Regions from separate parts of the Homo sapiens genome. Here region 2 is linked to region 1. A link is a contact called in ENCODE Hi-C or POLR2A ChIA-PET data. All regions are on one chromosome and are shown on one strand. The core of a region is the stretch at or near the end of the contact, and the rest is flanking DNA. Distances in the headings are between cores, read along the strand shown.

Region 1 (5,137 bases), core at 2,074-4,573:
TTATAGACAGGGAAGGTGACCTTCCTTTTTGGAAGCAAAAGAACTTTAAAATATTACTGGCAATACCAATACTCTGTTCTCAAGATAGAATTCGTTTCACATATTGTAAAAATCCTAGTAAAAAGCATTATTTTTCTTTTCTTTCTTTTTTTTGTTTTTCGAGACAAGGTCTTGCTCTAATGTCTGGGCTGGAGTGAAGTGGTACGATCTTGGCTCAGTGCAGCCTCAACCTCTTGGGCTCAAGTGATCCTCCTACCTCAGCCTCCGAAGTAGCTAGGACTACAGGCACATGTCACTATGCCTGATTAATTTTTTTGTAGAGAAAGAGTCTTGCTTTGCTGCCTAGGCTGGTCTCGAACTCCTGGTCTTAAGTGATCCTTCCACCTCGGCCTCCCAAAGTGCTAGAAGTACAGGCATGACCCATTATGCCTAAGTACTCTTTTTTTTTTTTGAGTCTCGCTCTGTCGCCCAGGCTGGAATGCAGTGGCGCGATCTTGGCTCACTGCAAGCTCCACCTCCCAGGTTCACACCATTCTCCTGCCTCAGCCTCCCAAGTAGCTGGGACTACAGGTGCCCACCATATTTTTTTGTATTTTTAGTAGAGATGGGGTTTCACCGTGTTAGCCAGGATGGTCTCGATCTCCTGACCTCGTGATCCACCCACCTCGGCCTCCCAAAGTGCTGGGATTACAGGTGTGAGCCACCACGCCTGGCCGCCTAAATACTTTTCAATTCATCTTTGTAACTGTTAACTGTTCAGGAACAGTATGCACTTCTCAGGGCTGTCCTGAGAGGTGGATTAATGAACATTGCAAAGACGTCAATATAGACTATAAATGAGATTTCATTCTTCTCATTTCAAAAGCAGTATGTGTATTCCTGGGAAAACTTCTGAAAATATAGATAAGAGAAAAGGATTAAGGGAAATCCTACCACTTAGAAATTATAATTCTTAACTTTTTATTATATACCTGTGATTGGCAACATAATAGCCCCCCTGCATTAGTCTGTTCTCACACTGCTATGAAGAGAGACCCGAGACTGGCTAATTTATAAGTAAAGAGGTTTAATGGACTCACAGTCCTGCATGGCTAGGAAAGTCTCAGGAAACTTACAATCATGGTGGAAGGCAAAGGGGAAGAAAGGCACTTTCTTCACAGGGCAGTAGGAAGGAGAAGTGCTGAGCAAAGCGGGGAAAGGGCCCTTATAAAACCATCAGATCTCCTGAGAACTCACTCACTAACACGAGAACAGCCTGGCAGTAACTGCTCCCATGATTCAGTTACCTCCCACCGGGTTCCTCCCAGGACACTTGGGAATTATGGAAACTATAATTCAAGATGAGATTTGGGTGGGGGACACGGACAAACTGTATCATTCTGCCCCTGGCCCCTCCCAAATCTCATGTCCTCACATTTCAAAACACAATCATGCCTTTCTAACTGTCTCCCAAAGTCTTAGCTTATTCCAGCATTAACCCAAAAGTCCAAGTCCAAAGTCTCATCTGAGACAAGGCAAGTCCCTTCCTCCTATGAGCCTGTAAAATTGAAAGCAACTTAATTACTTCCTACATACAATGGGGGTTCAGGCATTGGGTAAATATACCCACTCTACACGGAAGAAATTGGGTAAAACAAAGGGGCTACAGGCCCCATGCAAGTCCAAAATCTAATAGGGCAGTCATTAAACCTTAAAGTTCCAAATGATCCCCTTTGACTCCATGTCTCACATCCAGGTCACACTGATGCAAGAGGTGGGCTCCCATGGCCTTGGGCAGCTCCATCCCTGTGGCTTTTTGGGGTTCAGCCCCCCTCCCGGCTGCCGGCTGCTTGCACTGGCTGGCCTTGAGTGTCTGTGGCTTTTGCCCCACTGCACTCCAACCTGGGCGACAAAGCGAGACTCTGTCTCAAAAAAAAAAAAAACACTTCAAAAGAACTTTGGTCTCCACAATCTTTTATCTTAACCTCAACATTCCCTTTCTATCAATCCCACGTCTTTAGACAAACTCAGCCAAAAAATTGTCAACCAAAAAATCTTTAAATTCACGTATAGCCCGGAATCCCACCCCCGGCTTTGAGTTGTCCCGCCTTTCTGGACCACACACATGTATTTTTTTTTTTTTTTTTTCTTTTTGAGACAGAGTCTCGCTCTGTCACCCAGTGCAATGGCACAACCTCGGCTCACTCCAACCTCTGCCTCCTGGGTTCAAGCGATCCTTCTGCCTCAGCTTCCCGAGTAGCTGGGATTACGGGTGCCTGCCACCATACCCGGCTAATTTTTGTATTTTTGCAGAGATGAGGTTTCACCATGTTGGCAAGGCTGGTCTCAAATTCTTGACCTCAAGTGATCCTCCTGCCTCGGCCTCCCAAAGTGCTGGGATTACAGGAGTGAGCCACTGTGCCCAGCCCCAATGTATTTCTTTTTTTTTTTTTTTTTTTTTTGAGACAGAGTCTCACTCTGTCGCCCAAGCTGGAGTGCAGTGGCACAATCTTGGCTCACTGCAAACTCCCGGGTTCACACCATTCTCCTGCCTCAGCCTCCCGAGTAGCTGGGACTACAGGTGCCTGCCAACACGCCCAGTTAATTTTTTGTATTTTTTTTTAGTAGAGATGGGGTTTCACCCTGTTAGCCAGGATGGTCTCAATCTCCTGACCTCATGATCCACCCACCTCAGCCTCCCAAAGTGCTGGGATTATAGGCATGAGCCACCGCGCCCAGCCAGCCCCAATGTATTTCTTAAATGTATTTGATTGATGTCTCATACCTCTCTAAAATGTTTAAACCAAGCTGCGTCCTGACCACCATGGGCAAATGTTCTCAGGACCTCCTGAGGGCTGTGTCTCTGGCCATGGTCACTCATATTTGGCTCAGAATAAATCTCTTCAAATATTTTATACACTTCGACTCTTTTCATCAACAATCATCACCCAGGGCAAAGTTATTCCCAGAGCCACTTCCATAACTGATGGCTGCAAGATCCAGGCTCTCTAAAGGGAGGCTGAGGACAGTGACCCTAGGAAACAATCATTTTTCTTTTTGTCCAACAATGCAAGCCACTTCCTCTCTCTGCAACCAAGAATGCGTTTCCTTTCCGGAGCTCAGTCAACCAGTGTAATTACTCGAGCAGAAAAGTCACCTTTCAGAGCTTGGTGTTCTGAGACAGGAAGGCTTCTTATGTATTCCTTGGAAGACAAAGAATGTTCCTCAATGAAAACCGGGTAAACAACTCCATGCCTCTATTCTGGGTAACATGACAAAAGTTAAAAGGAAGCAGTTGGCCTGAAGTCAGTTCCAACTATTGTGTTGCTTGCACAGAAAGTACGGAATTAAAAAGCATGGGGGAGTCCAGTGGATTCCAAGAAAATGTTTGCGAGCCTACAAATTATGATGAATTATGATGCTATTTTCAAAAAAAGAGGCATATTAGGATATCAGCATTTTACGCATTTAGTTAATGTAACAGCTAACAGTCTGCTAAACTGTGGTGAGGCTGGGGACTCTAGTGGCTGGAAATGAGTAGATGCTAAGTACTGGTAGACTGTTTTGTTCCTTTTAGAACATATGGAACGGCATATCCTTCCAAGGCTGAGCATTAAACAATAAAAGCTACAGAAAGCAAAGAGAAAATATACCTTTGAACAGTTAGTTTCAGTTCGTTCTCTTTCAGAGTGTTAAACAAAAATCATAGGAGGCCCTTGTTTTGGACTAAACTCCTGCACTAGGCCCCAAAAGACCAGACAAAAATCAAAATGGAGTCACCCGTGCTCAGCAAACCAACACTGAGTTGTTATCTGACTTCCCAAGAAATCAGGCGAGAGAAATAGCAGCCTAATTTCCCAAGGAGGCCAGTTTCAGTCTCAAGTCAGCATGCTAATGAAGTTCCCTCTGTTTTAACCCTTACAACAAACAGTAACTTGGTGGGCTCTGTGACCCACGCCTATGATCCCAGCACTTTGGGAGGCCCAGGCAGGAGGATCACGTGAGGCTGGGAGTTTGAGACCAGCCTGGGCAACATAGCAAGATATCATCTCTATAAGAAAAAAGAGATGTAACTGTGACTGGTTATCTTTTTCTTGTTGTCTTTGTATTGTCCTGTATCTCTTCCTGCCTTACAAAGAATTTAACTTTGAAATGACCAATATGCTTTTTGTTCTGTTTCTGCTTTCTTCAGCCCTTAGTCTATAAAGCCAAACCCCAGGCTGGGTGCGGTGGCTCACGCCTGTAATCCCAGCACTTTGGGAGGCCAAGGCAGGATGATCACCTGAGGTCAGAAGTTTGAGTCCAGCCTGACCAACATGGTGAAACCCCATCTCTACTAAAAATACAAAAATTAGCTGGTGTGGTGGCTGGCACCTGTAATCCCAGCTACTTGGGAGGCTGAGCCAGAAGACTCGCTTGAAACCGGGAGGCAGAGGTTGCAGTGAGCTGAGATCAAGCCACTGCAGTTCAGCCTGGGTGACAGAACCAAACTCTGTCTCAAAAAAAAAAAAAGAAACAGATGACATATACATTCTTTTTTTTTTTTTTTTTTGGAGACAGAGATGAATGTATATATACATGTCAGCTGTTTCTTTTTTTTTGAGACAGAGCCTGGCTCTGTCGGCCACACTGGAATGCAGTGGCATGATCTTGGCTCACTGCAACTTCCGCCTCCCAGGTTCAAGCGATCCTCCTGCCTCAGCCTCCTGAGTAGCCCAGACTACAGGCATGCACCACCATGACTGGCTAATATTTTTGTATTTTTAGTAGAGACAGGGTTTCGCCATGTTGCCCAAGCTGGTCTCAAACTCCTGACCTCAAGCCATCTGCCCGCCTCTGCTCCCAAAGTGCTGGGATTACAGGCGTGAGCCACCACACCTGGCCTATACATTCATATTCTATGCTGGGGTCCCATCCCTCTGGCCCTCTGTTTCAGTTACCTGTGGGAAGAACCCACACGAACCATAGGGCTGCCACCTCCCAACTGTCCAGAGGAGACACACTGGACCCAGGTCTGTAGCAAGGGCTTCCTGCCGGACAGAACTGGGTTATGACGACCACGTTTAATGCAGAAACTCGGGACTCTGGATGGGGAAAGTGGAGCTCAGATAGTGCCGAGATGAGTCATCACCATGGGCTTTATTGAGCACATTTATAT
Region 2 (5,137 bases), core at 1,714-4,213, 390 kb before region 1:
GGATTTTCATTCCTCTGCAGCTCAGGAGGAATAATCTGGAGGGAGGTTGGAAAGCCCAGTATCCCCACAATGGCAGAACGGCTCCCGGAATCCCCCCACCCCTGCCCCCGCCAACCTGGAGGCCCCTCCTCTTGATAACATTCCCATCATCCATGCCAGCTGCTTGCTGAGGAAGAACCTGCCCAGGCCAGGGCCCACACTCCAGGGACCACCCACCCAGCACCCTCTCCATCAGGGCTTCCCCTCCTTGCCTGGACTCAAGGGAAACAAGGAGAAGCCTCAGCCAGGTGAAAGGGGTAGGGGTCAGAGGCCAGTGGGATCGGAGCTGGAGACGCCCCACGCTGCCGGCAGGGCCTGCACATGAGGCCTCACTGGGCCCTTAGTGGCCACCGGGCAGCTCTAACGGGCCAGACCACAGTGGATCAAAGCTCAGCCTTCCCATCCAGCCAACTTCGCAGGGGTTGAAAAGGATCTTCACTGCCTGCTTCATTTCCCAGTGGGTTTTCTTTTTCAGAAGATGGGCTTCCAAGATCTTCCCGAGGGCAGGGCAGGCAGGTGGCAGGGGGCACCCACTCTGCCCAGGGCTTCGGCCCCACACCCACTGCCCCCACCCGCTGTAGGGCCCTCTTAGGGGTGAAGCCGTCAGCCCCACCCAAGCACCCTGTCTCTCACCTGATGAGAAGGTCCCGCAGGTAGGCAAACTCACAGTGTGTGGTGTTTTCAACTAGGAGAGGAGACAGGAGGGGCTTTAATGTCCCAGTGGAGAAACTCTGCCCGGACCCCACCTCTCTCCCCCTGCCCAGAAATGCTGGTGCCAAAAGCAGAGTCTGAGGGCAGCCCCATGGGCAGGAGGGCAGGGGAACCACCTGCTCTGCAGCTGAGTATAGGACACCTGGCACTGCCCTCAGTCTGGGGGATACTGGAGTGACCAGCACCAGCTCCTGCTCCTGGACAGCTCAGCTCCTGCTCTCCAGAAAGTTCCTGGCTAATGGGAGATGGCACAGTGACCAGGCCAAATAGGAGCATGGAAGGAAGCCACAGTGGAGAAGCCAGGGCAGTGGGCCCCCGCACCACTGGGGTGACCAGGGAGAGCAGGACGTCCCAGCAGGGGCCTGAAGACAGGCAGGGGGCTGGGCTGCTGGGAATGGGATGAAGCAGGAATCGGAGCTGGGATTTTAAAGAAAACCTGTGGCCCACAGGGTGTTACCCCCACGGCCCCATCCACCTTGTGTGCGCTCAGAGCACACACACACAGGGACACACACAGGGGCTACGTACTGTGGACGACCATTCACAAGCTCAAGAATCAGCAATGCTAAACATTGCTCAGGGACATGTGCACTTCACACAATACATACAAGCCCAAGCTCGGGACAGTGGCCACTTCTCAGGGAGACTGGGCAGGAGACCACGGGCACCCACAAGTGCCCTCGGGCTCGAGCTGGTGGCCATCTCAGAGTGGTCATTTTATTGCTGTGCTTCGTAACTCCTATATGAACACGCGGTGCCTGGCATGTGTAACTGTTATATAACAGAAGGCCTTTTAACAAGGAGGGCAGTGAACGGCATCACTGGAGGTGGGGAGCCGGGCAGGGAAGGCAAATAAAGACACCCGGTGCCCTCCCATGTGATGAACTTCGTCTTCACACACCTGCAAGTGTCTCTTGTGATTCCTTTGTTATCCCCATTATCTTACGAAAATGGGGCGTAGACGCTGGGCACCACGGCTCACGTCTGCAATCCCAGCACTTTGGGAGGCTGAGGTGGGTGGATCACGAGGTCAGGAGTTCGAGACCAGCCTGGCCAACATGATGAAATCTCGTCTCTGTTAAAAATACAAAAATTAGCCAGGCCTGGTACCAGGCGCCTGTAATCCCAGCTACTCAGGAGGCTGAGGCAGGAGAATCACTGGAACCCAGGAGGTGGAGGTTGTGGTGAGCCAAGATCACGCCACGGCACTCCAGCCTGGGCAAAAGAGTGAAACTTCGTCTCAAAAAAAAAAAAAAAGAAAAAGAAAAAGAAAAGAAAAGAAAATGAGGCATAGAGAACGCAAGAACTGTGTCTGTCTCAGCTCCACAGTGCATAAGGCTGGAGCGGGATGCAGAACCCATACACCTGGCTCCAGGCTGCCCCATCGCAGAGCCACATGGCTTTTCCCCAAGTTAAAAATGTCTAGTTTTTACTTGGTAGGCCAGCAGGCAGGGCCGGGGCCTCCACCTTGCCCAGCCCTCAAGTGCTCTCAGTGCTATGCCGGTTGCCTTTGCCTAGGCCCTCCTGCCACGGCCCTGTGTAGGGCGGTGTCCACACTAGAACCTCCTGCAGACTGACCAGCAGCACTCTCATCTAACACTGACGGGCAGCGAGAGCCGGCAGGAAGAATGGGGCTCTCAGGCTGGAGTTGGAGTGTGTGATCGCCACTCCCTGGCTCGGGCAAGTTACTCTCATTCCCTCAGTTTCCTCATCCATAAAATGTGGATAATAACGTCACCCGCCTCTCAGGGACATGAGGATTAAATGAGTTCATGGCGTGATCAATTACACCCCACATTTCTATTGACAATACTTGGGGTGGTTTCTAAGGATGGGAAAGATACCTCAAGATGCTGTTCACCAAGTGGGAGGCAAGAACAAGGCACAGCCCTTACTAGTCCGGGTGTCAGGTCAGCTATGAACTCATGGGGCCCCTGATATAAAAACCCAGCAGTGCTGAAGGCACATTTCCAGGGTCCTCATATAAGACTGCTGGAAAGTGGGCCCCACCACCTCACAACTGTCCTGACAGGTTCCAGACTCTTCCTCAGCTGGAGCCAGTGGTGCTCAACAACGCACAGGTCAGAGAGGTGCGGGGACCTCTCTCTTGTGCATTTCCTGACAGTTTCTGTCACCGGCCACCTGCGGTACTCAAGGTTGGCCACCAGGGTGCAGCAGAGGCACGCCCATAGCAAAGCCGCCGGCCCGTCCCAGGCCCATCCATCCCTAACTCTCCCAAACCTGCCTTTCATAAAAAGTTTCCTAAACAGCAAGAACTCTTTGGGCAGAGAGGAAGAGAGGAACTGCAGGCAGAGGGGCCAAGGGGAGGCAAGCCAGCCTGACACCACAGGCGGATACTGGAAAACACCCAGGCTGCACCCAGCTGGGCAGCTCCCGCAGGGTGGGCCCGGCAGGGGTGGTGGTAGGGGAGGAGTGCAGACAGGGGAAAGGCCCGTGTGCCTCTCCACACCCTCCTCCAGGCATGAACTCCCATCTCGAGGGAGTCTGGTGCAGGGCTGGAGCTGTAGATTCTAGAGCCGCCTCCCGTTCTGGGTCCCTTGGCAGGTTTTCTGCTCACAGCACCTCTTCAACTCTGCAAGGAGGGTGGGTGCGGGGAGCTTCGGACATGAAACGAGATAACCCATGTCTAGCCAGTGGCACAGGAGTGTCTGATGCCTCCTGGTAATTGTCATTATGACCATTTTTTTAGAGCAACAGCTTCCCAAAAAGCTCTGTGGTCTTTGGGACAGTCTCTCAACTCACTAAAATCTTGGCACACTGCACCCACTTTGTGGATGATGAAAACTGAGGCCCTGGAAGATTAAGAGACTTGTGCTTCCTGCTCTACTGGGCCTTTCAGCCAAGTGCTCTCCCAGAACAAAGTGGCTTTTCCTGCTGCATTTCCCTCTGCACCTTCCCCTCTTCCATTCTAATGAGAAATGAAGGGACAGAGAGAGGAAGGGGAAGGAAACGTTCGGGCCCATCCCTCCCGGGGTGTCACCGCCAGGAGTGGGTTGAACTGTGGCCCCCCAGGGGCTCCCATCCATTCAAAGACATGGTCAAGGTCCAGGCCTTGGAACCCATGATTGTGACCTTACTTGGAAAACGTCTTTCTTTATAGATTCATTAAGGATCTCCAAATGGGATCATCCACTTAGGGTAGGCCCTAAGTCCAAAGACAGGCATCCTTGTCCAAAGACAAGAAGGAAAGAGGGCAGGCTCGGTGGCTCATTCCTGTAATCCCAGCACTTTGGGAGGCCAAGCAAGGTGGGCAGATCACCTGAGGTCAGGAGTTTAAGACCAGCCTGGCCAACATGGCGAAATCCTGTCTCTACTAAAAATACAAAAATTAAGTCAGGTGGGTGGTACGTGACTGTAATCCCAGATACTCGGGAGGCTGAGGCAGGAGAATTACTTGAACCCAGGAGGCAGAGGTTGCAGTGAGCTGAGATTGCAACACTGCACTCCAGCCTGGGTGACAGAACGAGACTCCGTCTCAAACAAAAAAAAAAAAAAAAAAAAAGGAAGAGGAGGGACGGGACAGAGACACAGGGAAGAAGGCCCTGTGACAATGGGGCAGAGATTAGAGCATGTGATGCCTTTACAATACAACTAGGAATGCCAGGCGCCACCAGAAGGAGGAAGGCATGGATGAGGCTGGTCCTCAGGGCCTCAGAAGGAAACAGCCCCTGATTTCGGACCTCTGGCCTCTGGAACTGTGAAAATACGTTTGTGTTGTTTTAAGTCCCCTCGTTTGTGCTAATTGGTTACAACAGCCACTCAAGAGACTAAGGTGTGAGGGTCCCAGGAACTTCAGCAGGGTAAGGGGCCGAGGGTCCATCTGGCTCACAGAGCTACAGCCCACCCCTTTTCTAGGCCCAGAGAGGTTGGGCGATTTGTCCAGGGCCACACAGGTGCCTATGAAAGAGCCTGCACCAGGATCCAGAACTTGGCGGCCCCCATCCCAGCTCCTGTCTCCCTGAATCTTTCCCTGCCCGGGGGGAGGTCTGGGGTGGAGGCATCTGCACAGGCCACTTGCCCTCTCACTTTCCCAAGGGTTGAATGGGGACAAGGAGACCCCTCCCTCTGGGTGGGGCAAGGCAGTGGATGAGGTTCCACGAGTCCCTGGCTCAGGCGTGGCCCACAGGCTCTGGGTCAGCAGAAGAGACTGTCTTCCCATCTGTCTGGAGCCCCGGCGCCTGCGGCGAGTACCTTCGATGGTACCCCACTTGGTCTTCCTCCCAAGGATCCTCTTGCCGTTGACCTGGTACTCGTGGTCACTGCCCACCACAGCAAATGGGATCATCTCCTGGGGAACGGGCAGACGGTATTGGTTACACATGTGCGGGAAGGCAATTCCCTCCCCTGGGCCCCCGGGAGGAGCTGC

What was found. A loop is a pair of places that touch in the nucleus more often than their neighbours do. ChIA-PET counts read pairs that join two places held with the same protein, here RNA polymerase II (POLR2A). Pooled maps may share reads with other maps.
Region 2: a pooled map shows a loop between it and region 1 (3-fold over the local background). The contact joins two enhancer-like sites. A Hi-C loop is called at or near these places in 10 of 168 maps with a recorded cell type or tissue (CD8-positive, alpha-beta T cell, cardiac septum, dorsolateral prefrontal cortex and 6 more) and 10 of 50 pooled maps. POLR2A ChIA-PET finds 5 or more read pairs at or near these places in 1 of 52 experiments (H1).

Annotation. Positions count from the first base shown.
Region 1 is chr17:77,108,182-77,113,318 of GRCh38, reverse strand. It overlaps a transcript of SEC14L1 not described here. Among named protein-coding and RNA genes, the nearest start is that of MIR6516, 21 kb to the right of the region's middle. Within about 2 kb of position 3,323, at least 9 of the 41 ENCODE cell types and tissues checked have a DNase peak (open chromatin) inside an H3K27ac peak, as active enhancers do.
Region 2 is chr17:77,492,902-77,498,038 of GRCh38, reverse strand. It overlaps SEPTIN9 (septin 9), which reads right to left. Exons shown (of 12, transcript NM_001113491.2): 10 at 4,963-5,059; 11 at 673-724. Among named protein-coding and RNA genes, the nearest start is that of MIR4316, 98 kb to the right of the region's middle. RefSeq lists enhancers at 515-1,062, 1,063-1,612. Within about 2 kb of position 2,963, at least 9 of the 41 ENCODE cell types and tissues checked have a DNase peak (open chromatin) inside an H3K27ac peak, as active enhancers do.